Regions from separate parts of the Homo sapiens genome. Here region 1 is linked to region 2. A link is an interaction called in ENCODE POLR2A ChIA-PET data of the cell type or tissue named here. Cell type or tissue: MCF 10A. All regions are shown on one strand. Links, peaks and the distances in the headings refer to the core of each region. The heading gives the core; the rest is flanking DNA.

The links. Peaks named below come from ENCODE experiments on the same cell type or tissue, not always from the same donor. Only the 100,000 strongest peaks of a DNase experiment are listed, where the experiment ranks them.
Region 1: POLR2A ChIA-PET joins it to region 2 with 10 read pairs; 12 of 35 experiments call an interaction of 5 or more read pairs at or near these places.

What each region holds. Positions count from the first base shown.
Region 1 is chr1:31,750,017-31,758,329 of GRCh38, reverse strand. It overlaps ADGRB2 (adhesion G protein-coupled receptor B2), which reads left to right. Exons shown (of 33, transcript NM_001364857.2): 2 at 819-948; 3 at 1,049-1,129; 4 at 1,515-2,331. The coding sequence starts at 1,109. Among named protein-coding and RNA genes, the nearest start is that of MIR4254, 4.6 kb to the left of the region's middle. RefSeq lists enhancers at 1,135-1,739, 1,740-2,345, 2,951-3,557, 3,924-4,537, 4,538-5,152 and 1 more. In MCF 10A, for the core only: no CTCF peak of the experiment used is centred there; a DNase peak (open chromatin) is centred at 4,249.
Region 2 is chr1:31,697,832-31,706,149 of GRCh38, reverse strand. COL16A1 (collagen type XVI alpha 1 chain) reads left to right here and starts at 2,133. Exons shown (of 71, transcript NM_001856.4): 1 at 2,133-2,313; 2 at 3,923-4,029; 3 at 6,035-6,109; 4 at 6,220-6,337; 5 at 7,544-7,667; 6 at 7,978-8,244. The coding sequence starts at 3,957. RefSeq lists a silencer at 663-712 and enhancers at 4,022-4,774, 6,281-7,034. In MCF 10A, for the core only: a CTCF peak has its summit at 792; DNase peaks (open chromatin) are centred at 779, 4,599 and 4,919.

The DNA.
Region 1 (8,313 bases), core at 314-8,313, 52 kb before region 2:
GAGGGAGACAGGCCTGGGCTGGGCCTCAGATCCTGGGCTTGCGTCCTCTGTGGCCACCTTTGTGTGATCTGGAGCGGGTTGTCTCCCTTTTCCTAGCCCCATCTTTTCTCCTCTGATGAGGACCAGCTGGGCTCTAGGGGGCCCATGCAGTGCTGTGAGCTATCCTGTGGCATGCAGGAGGGAGGCCGCTTGGATTACTTGGGGGGTAGGATTGGAAGTGGGGCTGATTCAGACCACGCGCTAGGTTCCATTTTCTGGGCAGTTGGGTAGAGGTTGCGCAGGCTGTGGGCAGTGACACAGCCCTGGCCTGGTGGGTGGGAGGGCACCTGCAGCTCCCCCCATCCTCAGCCCTTACCCACTCTGGCCTGACTGCTCTGTGTGTCTGTATGGGTCGGGCTTGGGTCCTAGGTGCCCACCCACACCTGGAGTACATTCACACCTGTTGGGAGCTCAGCTTAGGGCAGCACTTTAAGGGAAGGTAGAAAGCAACAAGCTTGGGTCCCCACTCTTAGGAACTGGAAGACCCATAAGCTGAATGAACTAGCCTTGGGGAAACAGTATAGGAGAGAGGTCACGACTGGCTGGTGGCTTCACAGGTGGGTAGTGGGGGGTGGGGTAGCAGGCCCTGAACCAGGCCTTGGAAGATAATCCCATGGAGCTGGAGGGGAAGAGGGAAGTAAGAGGGGGAATTTCTGCACCCATTTTACAGATGAGAAAACTGAGACTCATGAGGGTCACCCACCAGCAGGTGGCTGGCTGGGTTGGGGCTCAAGCCCAATGTCCCCTTACTCGGTGCCTCTCCCCCTTATTCCAACCAGGAAATCCACAGCAGTGATACATGTGACGTCCACACTGACAGTGCCCTCCTGTGGGCATGGCTCAGGTTGTGCGCAGTTCCTGGCACACTGGCTGTAACTCCGCCCCTTTCTCTCCCTCTCAGTAAAGCAAGTGAGTGAGAATGACATTGTTCCAGGAATAACCTCAAATTGCTCTAATTTATAAAAAAGCAAATCATAGTCAAACATCACCACTTTGACAATTACCACAGGATTACGCGGTGACATGCCTCACAGCTGATCACGACACACGGGGATGGAGAGCAAGAGTTATGGAGAATACAGGTTGGATGGTGAGGCTGGGGCTGGATCTGAATGCAAGGCGAATATGCTTGTAGTTGATGGGCTGACTCTGAGGAAACAGAACGATGGCAACAACAACTACTGTTTCTTCAGGGCTCACAAGATTCCAGGCACTCTCGCGAGTCCTTTCCCTTACTTATTTCACCCTTGTAGGAAACTTGTGCGATAGGTCCTATCATTGGTCCATTTTACAGGTAAGGAAACTGAGGCTCAGAGAGGTCAAGTCCCTTGTCTAAGTTCACACAGGTGGACCCAGGTGACACTTCAAAGACCAGGGTCTTAACTTATGAGGCCCACTCCCGCAGCTCACCATAGAAGGTTCAGAGCCCATGCTGGCTGTGCTGGGGGCCCGCTGACCACTGTCTCTCTCCACAGGGCAAGGGACATAGGATGACCCCAGCCTGTCCCCTCTTACTGTCTGTGATTCTGTCCCTGCGCCTGGCCACCGCCTTCGACCCCGCCCCCAGTGCCTGCTCTGCCCTGGCCTCGGGTGTGCTCTACGGGGCCTTCTCGCTGCAGGACCTCTTTCCTACCATCGCCTCGGGCTGCTCCTGGACCCTGGAGAACCCTGACCCCACCAAGTACTCCCTCTACCTGCGCTTCAACCGCCAGGAGCAGGTGTGCGCACACTTTGCCCCCCGCCTGCTGCCCCTGGACCACTACCTGGTCAACTTTACCTGCCTGCGGCCTAGCCCCGAGGAGGCGGTGGCCCAGGCGGAGTCAGAGGTGGGGCGGCCAGAAGAGGAGGAGGCAGAGGCGGCAGCGGGGTTGGAGCTGTGCAGCGGCTCAGGCCCCTTTACCTTCCTGCACTTCGACAAGAACTTCGTGCAGCTGTGCCTGTCGGCTGAGCCCTCCGAGGCCCCGCGCCTGCTGGCGCCCGCTGCCCTAGCCTTCCGCTTTGTCGAGGTCTTGCTCATCAACAACAACAACTCTAGCCAATTCACCTGTGGTGTGCTCTGCCGCTGGAGTGAGGAGTGTGGCCGCGCTGCCGGCAGGGCCTGCGGCTTTGCTCAGCCAGGCTGCAGCTGCCCTGGAGAGGCGGGGGCCGGCTCCACCACCACCACATCTCCAGGCCCTCCTGCTGCCCACACCCTGTCCAATGCCCTGGTGCCCGGGGGCCCAGCCCCACCTGCTGAGGCCGATTTGCACTCGGGGAGCAGCAATGATCTGTTCACAACCGAGATGAGATATGGTGAGTCTCAGCAGGGCCTGGGTGGGGCGGGGTCTGCAGGGGCTGACAGTGTCCCTGGTGTCCATCCTGGCAGATCCTCGGCCATGCATGTAGCTGTTCACTGATGTCACCCCTCTGCTGAGCCTTGTCCAAATGTTGCGGTCACCAAAATGCATGGCAGTGAGACCTCACTCTTGAAGAGTTTGCAGACTGGCTAGATGAATGGGGGCACAGATCAGATAATGCAGGGTGATATATAAACCCAGGGAGGGACCTCCTAACTGGGCAGCCAGGGGAGGCTCCCTGAAGGAAGTAATACAGGAACAGAGACCTGAAGGACAAGCAGAAGTGAGATGAGGGCATTCTAGGCAGAGCAAGAAGGGTGCACAAAGGCCCAAGGCTGGGAATGATCGTGGCAGGCCCTGGCGCTGCAAGTTGACAAGTTTGCCTGGAGGCTGGAGTAGGCAGGGAGCAGGGATGCATTCCTGTCCACACAGGTCAGTGAGTTTTGGCAGTTGCCCCGGGGTCAGGGCAGAGAGAGGCAAGGAAGAGTGTCCCTGGGTGAAGAGGCCTGAGCTTCCAGGCTGCCTTGGAGGGCTGGGCTGGCTCAGCTCCCAGTGTCCCGTCTTCCCCCTCAGGACCCATGTCTTCTGGGACCGAGGCCGCCAGCTGCTAGAGCTTCCTGCTGACTGGGCAAAAGCTCTGCGAGCCCTTGAGTCCTGCCTGCTCCCGCTCCCACCCCAGCTCCCTCAGCCACGGCTGCCTTCTACAGACCCTGCTTCCTGCAGCTTCAAGGCCCTGAGGGCCTCAGCTGGATCCTGTGTGCCCGCTGAACAGTGCTGGGCCGGGGACTGACCAGGAGACCTGGAGGGAACAGGGACTGATGACATGGGGATGGGAAGGAGGCAGGTCTGGGGTCTGGTCTGCAGCTCTGGTACCGACAGGGAGGCCTCTCCTCTCTCTGGGCCTCAGTTTCCCCATTTGGGATACAGGTGCTGGCTTATCCTCATGAGGATCAAGGATGCAGGGATAGAGGATGGAAAGGGCATCTGGATTTCACTGGGAGAGTGTTTACAAGGAGACAGGGTATCATGTGAGGGCTGCTAGGAGTGCTGGAGGAGAGCGGCCTGTCCCCAGCCCTGCTCTGCTGGCTAGAGCCCTGGAGTTGGCCTCTACCTTTGACTGTTACCTTGAGTTGATCCCTTTATTTTTGGTGGGCAGTGGTTTCTTTGTAGAATGGGGAGGTATCCCTGAATTAATTAGAGGGGGTAGTTATCTTGAAAGTAGCCTAACCCAGTACTTTCGATGGGGGCCTTCTTGGCTTCTCCAATGAGACATCTGACATCGTGCCCATCCACGGCAAGTGCCCGGTGGCTTTGCTGTGGCCTCTCTCCCAGGCTAGCTTGGCCTCTAACGGCGGTCAATGAAGCCGTCCGAGTGACAGCCGGGCCGCGGGTAGGTTACAGGCCCTGGAGGCTGGCCTGGGATTTAGTGCCTGTAGGAAGAAATTGAATTTTGCTTCTTTGTTGAACATCGGCGGAGAACGCCAGGCGTATATCAGGAGGCTTATGGCTCTTCCTGCATGGCCACCACTGCCTGTCACTCTGTGGGGGTCTCCCCCATCGTGCTCAGCTGCAGGCGGGTTCTTTTGTCTGGCTTTCCCTGCGGTCCATCGGTCCAGTGATCTGCAGTGGACGGAGCAAGGCTCTGCCCTCATGGGCGGGCACCATCTGGGCGGGCTGCCATGTGGAGCACAGAGCCAGGAGCAGCCAGCTGGGCTTGGTTGAAGCCGGAAGCAGGAGTTGGTTGGTAGCTGGGGTGTCTTTGGGGATCAGAGAGGGCCGGTGATGGGAAAGGCACCATCATCAGAGCCTCTGCAGAGGCCTCTGGGGCTAGAGATGGGTGGAGACTGGATGCCTGATTATTCCTGGGCATGAGGCCAGGTGTCTCTCTGAGCAGGGAGCCCTGAGCTGGGGCTCCCAGCTGTTCCCAAGCCTGACCTCTGCTCTTGCCCCTTGTCCTACTTGGCATGTTTCCTTGGGGTTGCTTTTTAGGGAGGGCCCCTGTAGGGAGTTGGCATGGGATGATGTGGCATCAGCTGTCATAAGTGGGCTCACATGGCACACTGGTGCCCAGAGCTGGGCTGGCACAGCCCCTTCCCCTCCCTTGGCAGGCAGGAAGCTCTTCTATTCTGCCATCCCCTCCCTCCTGCCCAACCTTTCTGGTGTGAGACATAGCGGGCACATGACTGTTTGTTCCACATGTCAGGGCATGTCTGAGGGTCCGTGGCACCGTCTGTGCCTTGTGGCAGCACCACCTTTGCCGAGCCTTTGGCCCCCTCCATTCCTCCCCTTGTCTCCTCCCCACTGGGCTGCAGGAGAATGGACTGGCACCTGCAGCTGCCAGACTGAGAGCAAGATTCGTGGGGATGGTAGTGAGCAGGAAGGGTGAGACCCTTGTCCTGGCCCCTCTCCCAGGCACCAGGGCAGGGAAGCTGTGTTCATCTTCTCTGGGACACCCCCGAGGAAGATCCACAGTGAGGCCTAGCAGGGTGGGCTTGGGCTGGTACCGGAAGAGCACTGGGCTGGGGGCTGGTGGGCAGTGACTGGCGGAGTGCCTGGGACGCCTCAGAGCCGAGTGAGTTTGACAAGAGGGTACAGGCGCCTGTTAATTTCACGCAAACTGCCTTTGATAGATCTCTTGTTATTTTTGGTGAGTTGAGCCATAAATTTGTGCCATCTTGCTGCCGCAATCTGTTAAGTGGGGGAAAAGGAAGAAAAGAAAGGCAGGCAGGAAGGAGCTTGGTGGAGGACTGGCACGGAGGCTGGCTGAGGTCAGGGCTGGAAGGCGGGCCGCAGAGTTAGTGCCAGCTGCAGGGCTCAGCTCCTGATGGCCAGTGCCAGCCTGCAGTTCCTGCCCACTGACCCTCTAATCCTGAGGAGGCACTGGGCAGTGGGAATGGCTGTGCCCAGTGATACTTGGGAGAAAGAACCCCGCCTCATGCACGCCTCTCTCCTTGGCCACAATCCCTACCTCCCCTGTGGGCACTGGCCTGCCCCTGGCTGCTTGCTGCAGGCTCACCCTCCCCATCATCAGGCTCCATCCTTGAGGTGTGGCCACCAGGTGAACCTGGGGTCTCCTGGGAGGCAAGAGTGGGCTCAAAACCCCACCTGCCACTGCTGCTCTGTGACTTGGACAAGGTGCTGCCCATCTTGGGGCCTCAGAACCCCCAGTTATCTGTGTGTCACCCCCTGATCGAGCCCCCAGCAAATCCCCAGTGCTACTGAAACTCCTCAGCCTGGTGTCCAAGCCCCACCCGGGACCTAGCTACCACCTGCTTTTGAGCCTTCTTTCGAATTCTCCCCCACCCTTTCAACTGAGGCTCCTCGAATGGTGTTTGCCCTTGGTTATCCAGAACTCCTGCATCCTTCTAAGCACTGCTCAAGCCCTGTCCCCTCTAGGAAGCTGCCTCTGATTTGCCCAGCCCTGTCCTAAGATTGGCGTTTCCCTCCCAGCGCTCAGACCCTGCTGCTCTCTCGGCCATCCTGGTCTGGCAGCAGGAAGTGGGGGCCTTCCCTGCCTGTTGGGGGCCCAGGCAGTGAGGAGGCAGGGTGGGGGCGGGGAGACCCAGCACACACGGTGGTGGTATTTCCTGGAAGGTCCTTCCAGCCCAGATCTGTGCTGGTGGGGCTCTGTGTGCTCTACCATAGGGTGGGGAGCGGGGCCCAGACATCCCCAGACATCTCAGCAGGGACTGAGTTCCAGCCAATCCCTCACACACATCTTCATGTCTTTATCAGAGTAGAGTTTGTGCCAGGCCTAGGGCTGGCTCTGAATGAGTAGGAGGTGAGCTAGGCACACTGTCTGCCCACCGGTGGGGGAGGGAGAGCACTAACTAGGACAGTGGTGGTCAAGGCCACAGACTGAAGTCGCCCAGTCCGGGTTCAGTTTTGGACCTTACCACTGACTAGCTGAGTGACTGTTGATAAGTTCCTTCACTCCCACTTCATCACCTGTAAAGCGGGGGTAGTGAGAGCTATTCCACAGAGCTGTGGGGAGGGTTCAGTGAGAGGATGAGAGTAAGTGCCCAGTGCCTGGCACATGGTAGATGCCTAACAAAGTAGTAGCTGGGTCATCATAATTTAGTGTAATAGGTACGACTGTGACCCTGCCAGATGTCAAAGGAAGAGGAAGAGTAAGGGATTAAACCACAAAGGGGAGGAAGGTGCTCTAAAGAAGGTGATTTGGAGTTGAGTTTTAAGGAGTGAATAGGAATTCACTAGCCTGTGAAATTTCTCTTTCAATTGTATCATTTTTAAAATTTAATATATTAAAAATAAGTTTCATATCCTAAATGGAAAGAGTATCATTTATCTGAAATAGAAGATAACCAAAGAAACAACCACAGTGAAAACAAAGCGCCGTTATTAACTTCTAGCTAGATGCTTTTCCTACCTCTCCATTTGTTAGAGAGAGGAATTAGCACACATTGGGGATGTGTTAAAGTCTGGAACTGCACAGGCTTTATCTCTCATGCAGTTGGAAGGATTAAAGTGACCATGTAATTTATCATCTAAACTGTGACACATCTGAGGTTATGAAAGGGAAGAGGTGGGTACCATCAATTACATCAGGACAACAGGCACAAACCAGACTATCCCATACAAACTGATGAAGAGACCTGGGAGAGCCTGACATCCTCAGTCCAGGATCCAGTGTCATTTAATGGCACATTTGTGAGCCGCCCCAAGTCATCTTCCGCCCCATGCTTTGGGGAAGCTCTCAGGAGGAAGGGCTTTCGAGGTAGAGGAAACAGCCTGTGCAAGGGCGTGGAGGTGTGAACCACGCCGGGGGTAGGAGCTATAAAGAGACTGGAGCTGCTGGATGGTAGCCCTGGTGGAGGGAGACGGGGCCAGGGCTTTGACTGCCATCCCAGGACACTGGGGCCTCATCCTCTTGGCCAAGGGCTTTATGGCAGCAAGAAACTGGGCGTCTTGGGGGAAGCAGGCTGAGTCAGACACGATCCCTGCTCTCGAGGAGCTTCTGGCCACATGGGGGAGGTGGCAGGGACCCAGCTCTCTGTGGTGGGAGGCTGAGTAGATAGGTCAGCAGCCTGGGGAGGAAGAATTATTGGGGGGGGCGGTCTGGCATTCTGGCTAGGTACATGATCTCATAGGGGTACCCAGTTTCATTGGACTGCAGGGGTAGAGCCTGTGCCTTTCAAAAGCCACCTCTTTCCCCCACTGCGCCCTGTGATTCTGATACACTGTGGGGTGCAAGAAGCACTGCTGGGGATGGGGTGCCATGGGGGGACATGACAGAGCATGTGTCAAGGGGATCAGTCGGCTCCTGCTCAGGGCTCTGGGACCAGCCTCAGGAAGGAAGCAGGGAGCCCAGGGAAGGGACGATTGCTTTGTAAATCACAGCGCTCTCTCCCTGTGGAAGTGATGATTATTGTGGTTATTTTTAACACATTCATACCATAGTAGGCTGAGGGCACAGGACTGTGTGGAGTTTGGGGGGAGGGGTCTGTGAAGCACAGCATAGCAGGTATCTGCAGTCCTGTGCAAGTGACAAAGAGCCTGTGCTCACCCCGCCTGCTGGCACCAGGGGTGAAGCAAGAGGGGCCTCTCTGTGGTTGGGGTGGAGGAACTCCCAGCAATATCTGGCCCATGTTTGCTGAATGCCTGTCTTCCCAGAAGCTAGGCCCTCTGAACAAGAGCAGCATGGGAGACTGAGACCCTTCCTCAGGGACCACAGGAGGGATGAGCCCAAGATCCTCACAGGTATAGAAGAAGATGGCCTGGGGACTAGGCCATAGAAAAGAGGACCAGCATATCGAAACCACTGTATTGTCAGTCTAGGAAGGCTTCCTGGAGGAGGTGGCAACTGACATGTAGATGATTTTGGCAGATTGCAATAGAGGGAAGGGTATTTCAAGGGCAGGGAATAGTGTTAGCAGATGTGTGGAGGGAGGAAAGCATTTGTACATTCTAGGGATAA
Region 2 (8,318 bases), core at 86-8,085:
ATGTGGAGGCGTATCTTGAGTCTCTACACATCTGTGTGTAACTGTTTCTAGGGCCAGGGTGTGTCTGTGTGAACATGAGTGCCTATACATGCATATGGAGTCTGCGTACTCAAGTGCTGTGCTAGAACTTTACCTGACTGCGTGTTTCTGGATGTGTGCACGTATGTGTGGAAGGGAGGAAGGGGCATGGGCACATTCCTAGACTGTCTATGATAGTGTTTCTAGGCGTAAGGTGTGTCCCAGGCTTGGCTGTTCCTGTGAGCACCCTTGGGGTGCTGTGGGAAGGCATCTGGCTCTCCCTTCTCAGGTTCCTCCATCCCTGGCCCAGCCACCTGCCCTGTCTGGGGCACGGGTGGGAGCTGTCAGGATGGCATGGTGGTTAAGAGCACGTGCTGAGTCTAGGCTGGCTGGACATGAGTTCTGCTCCACCACTGACTAGCTGTGGGATCCCGGGCAAGTTGTGTTTTTCCTGTGCTGCAGGTTTGGGAATAAAAATGGAATTCTGCCTTAAGGCGTTGTTGTAAAGATCGAAGGAGTTAGCATATGTGAAGTTCTCAGCACAGAGCCTGACCTATATGCGCTTCCCACCTCTCCCGAGTGCCCACTGCTGGGGCAGCACCCTCTGGTAGGGCAGGCGGGGCCTGTGCCCACCCACCCCGCAGGCCAGAGTGCTCAGAAGGCCCCACCCCCTCCGCTTCCCGCCTGCTGAGCTCAGCACTTCCCAGGCCCCACCACTGCCACAGCCACATCTGGGGCCAGCTCCTCACTGGGACCACAGTGGGGCGCCTCTGTGGCGTGGTTGGGGTTTCCGCTGACTCAGCGCCTCTGGGTCTGGAGGCGGGAAATCCCAGGCCTGCCCCTACAACCTCCCCCTACCCCGGGTTAGCCGAGGCCACAGGGCTAGGCGCGTTGCTTCCACAGAGCCCCCAGAGCCCCCCTCAACTGGGGACGCTCAGTTTCTCCCTCTTCAGCCCAGCATCTCATGGCCTCTTGAACCTACTTTGTGGATCCTCAGCCTTGGTGCCAATAAATTTGCTTTCGGTCTACAGCGGGAGGAGACCCTTGGTGGGGATTCCACCTTGGTCAACGGCCCTGCCTCTGGGCAGAACTCGGAACATTACCGGCTCCTTCCTCCTCAGAGCTCCAATCTTTCAGCCCAGCTCAATTCCTCTTGCGTCCTTGGACCGTGAATATAAAGCAGGTCCCTCCCCAGTGCTGGTGTAAAGGCTTGAAATCCAGTCCCGTCCCCTGCCAGGGATCACAGTAATAACGATAATAGCAGCAAATATTTACTGAGCTCCTCTCATGTGCCAGACCGTGTGCTAAGCGCTTACAGCCTTTGGCCCATTTCCTGCTTACAGCAAAGGTCTATGAGGCATATACTCTCACGATCCCATCTTCCAGATGAGAAAACGGAGTATGGTTACACAGCACATTTGGAACCGCAAAGCCAGAGCAGGGGCCAGGGATTTGAGCCCTTCCAACCTCATGGAGTAAGGAGGAATAAGGGGACTCCCTCAGTCTCACTTCTCTGGGAGTCAGGCCAGAGCAGAGGGGGTTAATTTAGCACGGAGGAGGGAGGGGGTTCCCACCCTCCTCCTCCCAGTACAGACAGACCTAGGGACAGACTGACTGGGAATGTTAGGCAGAGGAATTGGAAAAAGCTGACCACCGAGGCTTGGGCGGCAGCCACATCATGGGTGCCACGCACTTGGGAGGAGGGTCTCTACCCTGCTCCCTCCACCCCTGTCCCCTCCCCGCCCCCCCACCCCGCAGCCTTCTGGGGGCCCAGCCAGGGACATGGAAAGGGGGAGCTCTTCAAACTCCAGGCCTGACTCTTAAAGGGCCCGCAGGAGCCCCCTTCCAGGGCAGCTCTGGGCACGTAGGGTCCCGCCTAGCTCGAGGATCGCTCACCTGGCGGTGAGGCAGGAGGGGCGGGCCTGGGAGCTCGGCCAGACCCGGGGCGGGGCTGTGCACCCCGCAGTCTAGCCGCCTCTGGTGCCGCTGGAGCCCCCTCTAGGCCCTCCTCCTCCTCCTCCCTGGCGGGCCGGTCCAGCTGTGTTCCATTAGTGTCCCTGGCAGGCCCCCAGCCCCCTGGAACCGCCTCTCTTCCCCCACCCGGAGTGGCCGGCAGTCCCCGGCAGGCGTGCGCCGGGCAGCAGACAGCCGGGAGAGCTCGAGCGCCAGGAAGCTGGGGACCCGTGACCGTCACGGAGAGATAGAGAACCCCTAGCGGACCTGAGGAACCTGGGCTCTGCTTCCTCCGCCTGCTGCCTGGACTGCTCAGTGAGGTGGGGGGATCCCCGGCCACCGGTAAGTAGGGATACAGTGGGCGGCCTCAGGGCTCTGGGCTGAGAGGCCCTTTCTGCCAGACTTGCTGTGTGACCTGAGGAAAGTGGCATTCCCTCTCTGGGCCTTGGTCGTCTTCTCTAGAGCGAGATGAGCTCTAAACTCCATCCTGGTTCTGACTCCCTGCGCCCAAATCTATGCCTCTGTGTTGGGGTGAGCCGTCTCCTTGGAAGCTTCTCTGGCTCTGTCCTTGCAGCCCTGCACTCTGGCTGGAGCCTGAGGAGTGGCGACCAGAGACTAGGAGCCGGAAGGGGACAGGATCACATCCATCCTCACGCCTCCACATGCACCCACATGGCGCCACAGCTGGCAGCCCTTCTATTGGCTGGCAGGAGGAAGACCAGGATAGGGTTTGAGAGCTGGGATGTGTATATCACTAGGATGGGGGATGAATAGGCAGGCTGGGGGCACAGTTCTGTCCCAGGGAGAAGGGGGCTGGAGTCCTATCTCCAAATATATTGGGGTAAGGGGTCCTTTCTGTTTTCATTTCCTATCCATGATTGAGGGAAGGAAAATTGGATTTCATTAGAGTTGGAAGGAATGCAGTCAGACTTGCATTAGAACTTCCCAACAGGAAGACCTACAGGAGGAGTGGTCATAGGCTGGCTGTGCGCATGTGGGTATATGCAAGCTGGTGTGTCTGGGTATATCAGCGAGCATATGTTTCCGTGAGCATGCCTGTGTGCAGATAGCTTTGTATGCACACTGGTACCACATATGTGTCCTTATGTACATGTACCTGCGCATCTGCATGTGCTGTGCTGACACATGCATGGCTCTGTGTTTGTGCACGTGAGCTGCCTGTCCTGGGGGAGGCCAGACGATGTATGGCTCTGCTGGCCACTTGCTGAGCCTGCATCGATTTATCTGGGCCCATCCATCAGGGTTTAATAAAACTAAAAGACAAGCATCCATCAGCTGGGGGCGGGGGTGGCTGGCAATGAGGTCCTGAGCCCTAGAGACCTGCTCTCCTGCCCACTATACCTATGGGGAAAGCTTCCTTGGCCCCCACACAGCCCTATGGAAGGCTGTGGCCCACAATCTCAGCCCAGTCACCAGCCCCTGACCCTGTGGGTGCCTGGGAGGGCTTCCTGGGCTGAGCTGGGTGCGCTAGTAAGGTATCAGGCTGGTATATATACCAGGACAGTGCACAAGATGCTAGACTTGAAATACTTCCACGTGTCTTGAAGAATAGCCTCTTCTTTAAGCCCTCATCACTATTCCAACTTCTCTGGCCTTCTAAGACCTTCTAGACCTCTCCCAATCCAGCAAGTATCCACTGGCACAGCCAGATGCTGCCTGGACACTATTTCAGTGCAGTAGGCAGCTTTCTGCTTTGCCTGAAAGCTGGTATCCGTGCCATACCGGTGGTTAAATATTTTGAATATCGCCTCTGCTCAAATCCTAGCCCAAGGGCTGTGGTTGGGCCTCTGAGAGAGACTGATGCCTGGCCAGACCTCCTGCCACCCCAATACCAGTGCCTGGGCCCCACAGGCTGTCCACGACTTGCCCACGTGTGGAGTTGTGCTGTGTGAACTCAGAAATCCGCCTTCCCGGTCTCTGTGGTTTTCAGGTGCTGTGGCTGTAGCTGACCTCTTTGGACCGGGATGTGGGTATCCTGGGCTCCTGGCCTGTGGCTGCTCGGTCTTTGGGCTACCTTCGGCCATGGGGCAAATACAGGTGAGATGACACAGGAGAGTCACAGTATCACAGGCCTGCAACTGGTATCCTGGGGTGCTGGGGTCCTTGCACATATGTGACCATGTATGTGTGGTCGTGTGGGCAGTTATAGCAGAGTCTAGGGGCTGGGCTCAGGGTGATCTGAGGTGTTGGCACCCTTGAGCCTGTGTGCAGTGAGCTGGAGAGTGTGTGTGCCTGTGTCTTCGTACGTTTATGTCTCTGAGCATCTCTGTGTTTGTCTCTCAGACTGGCTTTGTGCATTCGTATGTATTCCTGTGTCTCTGTGTGTAAGAGAACAACCTCCCACCCCAATACGTAAGCCAATCCTGTGGACACATTGCTGGTAGGACCAGTGGGGTGGGGAGGAACAGGCAGTGAGCTCTCCCTGCAGAAGGACGCCGCCTCCCCAGAGAACCCCAAGTCCTGCTGATCCTTTTCATGGTGGAGACTCCATCCCTCTAGCTCACGTGCTTCTCCTCCTCCACGGCTGGCCCTGAATCTCTAATAAAAGGCCCACCCCGAGGCCCAGACTCTGGATGAGACAGAGGGTGCAGCTTTCCAGGGCCCAAAGCCAGGGGAAGTTGACCGGGCAACTTGCCTGGCCTTGCTGGGTGCCCTCTGGGCTCAGTAGCTCAGCTGCTTCGCCAAGCAGGAACAGAACTCCTAGGACCCAAACCCAGCTAGGAAAAGCAGAAAAACCAAGAAGCTGAGGTGAAAGGGATTGTGGACCCAGGGTGAGTGTGGCCGCCTGCCCCTTGTATGTGCACATATGTGTTTCTGCTTGTGTGTGCGTGAGCTTTGCTCTCCTCTCCCTCACTGGGTCCCCTGGGGGGGATGGGGCAGATAATTTCAACATCTGTAAGGAATCTGGGCCCATTGCCAAGGGGTGAGTCACCCATTGCTGCTGTGATGCTGAAGACAGTGATGGTCTTTCTGACCAGACCTGGGGGAGGGAGAGTGCAGTGGGGTCATTGGCACCGGGCCCCAGGGCCCCAGGATTCCTTCTTCCAGCCAGTCTAGCCAGAGAGTGCAAGGCCAGCTTCTAGGAGCTGTCTTCACCGTCTTCTCCCACCTATCCCTCTGCATTGATGAGAAGGCCTTTTTGATTCTGGCCTCTGTCTTTCCTGTTGTAGCACCTCCCCCAACACTTCTGCTCAGTCAGCCCCAGGGCGAGGGAGGCCCATGGCTGCCCACCTGTTCTTTCAGGGCTTTGGAAACCTGAGTTAAGCTATCTCCTTCTCTGGGAGCCCTAACCCATTAATATGCCCTTCCTGGAGCTCCAAGGCCCTGGTGGTACCCTTGAGCTTGTGGTCCCCTCAGACCCTCAGTCTCTTCTCGCTGTTTCACAAGGTGGTTATTCAGGTAAATATTCATTCTGTTGGCTCCTACTTGTGTCTGGCCTGCTTGTCTGATTTGGATGTAGGACGTTCCTATTGCTGAGAACACGTGTGCCAGCTGCACATGTCATCCCTCGTGGCATGGGCACCTACAACTCCCACATGTACAGACACGTACATATAATTGTACATAACACACAATGTGCATGATTCTGACATTTCCTTACCCCTGAAGAGCTCCTCTGCCCCCCACCTGGGTGTATGTCATGGAGGGGGCACATGTGTAAATACACAGCTCCCCACTCCATCTGTGCTCGAGAGCCACCTAGAGCTTCGTGTATTCTCTCCCTTGCTGGCCTAGCTCCTGACTTGGAGTGCTGGGAGATTTGGGTTCCTGGAGTTCTGGGCCTGCTCTGCTGTTGGCTCACTTAGTGACCTTGGCCTGGGCCTCAGTCTCTGGACCTCAGTCTTCCAAACTGTATGCTGGGTTGGGGGCCTCCAGGCTTCCTGGGGAGCCAGGGTCAGAAGGCAGGTGGTGAAGGCAGGATCTAGCTGATGGTCCAGAGTGAGGACTATAAACTTGCTCCCTCCCAGGTTCCCCAGGCGTCCAGCCGTGCAGCAACCTTGGCCTGAGCGCACCTAATGCCCCCCTGCCCCTTCTCTTCTAGGTGCACAATGCCCACCTTCACAGCAGGAAGGACTCAAATTGGAACACAGTAGTAGCCTGCCAGCCAACGTGACTGGTGAGCACCCAACCATCTCATCGCGCCGTCCCTGCAACCTTCCTCTGGGAGTGATCTGTACCCCTCTCCACCTGCTCAGCTGAGCTCTTCACCTGATGTCTCCCCCAAAGGCTTCAACCTCATCCACCGACTCAGCCTCATGAAGACGTCTGCCATCAAGAAGATCCGCAACCCCAAGGGGCCTCTCATCCTGCGCCTGGGGGCGGCCCCCGTGACCCAGCCCACGCGGTAAATGCATCCATGTGACCACTGAGAATCAACACTGACCTCAGCCACACTCCTCAGCAACTCCAGATGTGGGGCTTAAGCCCAGGGGCCTGTCTGTGGGTCATTGCATCCCAGCCCCTGCCAGGAGTCAACCTGGTCTCCACCCCTGGGCTTGCAGGGTGGGCTGAGAGGTGGTACCTGGCAGACCTACCTTCTGTCTTTCCCCTGTCTCTGGCCAGCAGTGGGTGGGAACAGGTCTGCATCCTGTGGGCACTGTGAGAACACAGGATGTGGGCGGGAACCTGGCAAGAGTCATGTGCGTGTGTGCATGTGTGTGTGTGCGCACATGCGTGTGTGTGCACCCATGTGTGTGAAGTCCAAATTCCCACAAGCCCTGGCCTGGCCCCTGCTTGCCTCTTCAACCTCAGCTCTCAAAATGCTCTTTTTTATCTCTTGCTGCTCTGGTCATGCTGAACCCTTTCCATCTTTTTTTCAGTATCTCTCCTTCCACCCTTGCTCCAGTTATTCACCTAGGGTATTCTGGGTTCATTGGAAGCACTTATTCAAATTGCAATGCGATAGCGAAATAGTCATTCTGGGGATTCTTTGCTCATGGCCTCCCTGCCCCCATCAGACGTGAAGGCTCCATGAAGGCAGGCAGTGCCTCTGTATTTTCACCACTGTGTATGTGGGTTTTTTGTTTGTTTGTTTGTTTGGTTGGTTGGTTGGTTTTCTTTTTGAGACCAAGTCTTGCTCTGTTGCCCAGGCTGGAGTGCAGTGGCGTGATCTTGGCTCACTGCAACCTCCACCTCCTGGGTTCAAGCAATTCTCCTGCCTCAGCCTCCCGGGTAGCTGGGATTACAGGCGCCTGCCACTACACCTGGCGAATTTTTTGTATTTTTAGTAGAGACGGTGTTTCACCATGCTGCCCAGGCTGGTCTCCAACTCCTGGCCTCAGGTGATCCGCCCACCTCGGCCTCCCAAAGTGCTGGGATTACAGGCATGAGCCACCGCACCCAGCCTTCACCACTGTTATTCCCAGCAGCCAGACCCGCACCTAGCTCGCGGAAGGCACTCAGTAAAGGTATGGAGAGTGAATGAATGTATATGATGGAAGATGTGTGCCTGTGGATGTCTTGGGTAGGCTCAGCAGTCCTGAGGGCTCAGGGTGGGCAGCATTTGGGTCCTCATTGGAGCCTCAGGGCACCCTCCCTGCTCCATCTCCAGAAGAGTATTCCCTCGGGGTCTCCCGGAGGAGTTTGCCCTGGTGCTGACACTACTGCTGAAGAAACACACCCACCAGAAGACGTGGTATCTGTTTCAAGTGACCGATGCAAATGGGTATCCACAGGTGAACCTCCCCTGTGCCCTGATTGCCTCTTAGGGCATTGGGTAGCACCAGTCCAGCCCACCTTTCATCCCGGCTTGTGACTTCTGGGGTCTCCCTGCTCCATCCTGTGCCTACCCTCAAGCCTGTCCCCAGCCCACCAGTACCTACCTCATTCTTTCAGGATGTATAGCTCCTTGACCCCAGCCGGCTTTCTTCTCTTTCTGGGCCTCAGTTCCCCTCCTGTGAAATGAGTTCAAGGTCCCTGAACGTGCCCATGGTGTGACTCTGGAGCTCTGAATCTCTGTCCTTTCCCTTTCCAAATTCTACCCAGATATCCCTGGAAGTCAACAGCCAAGAGCGGAGCCTGGAGCTCAGGGCCCAGGGCCAGGATGGCGACTTTGTGTCCTGCATCTTCCCAGTGCCCCAGCTCTTCGACTTGCGTTGGCACAAGCTGATGCTGAGTGTGGCTGGACGTGTGGCCTCTGTGCACGTGGACTGCAGCTCAGCCTCCTCCCAGCCTCTGGGGCCCCGACGACCCATGAGGCCTGTGGGCCATGTATTTCTAGGCTTGGATGCTGAGCAGGGCAAGCCTGTCTCGGTGAGTGCTAGGTCAGGCCCTGACCTCTGTTCCTGCCTTCTGGGAACCTGAGTGGGCTTCCTGGAATCCGTATC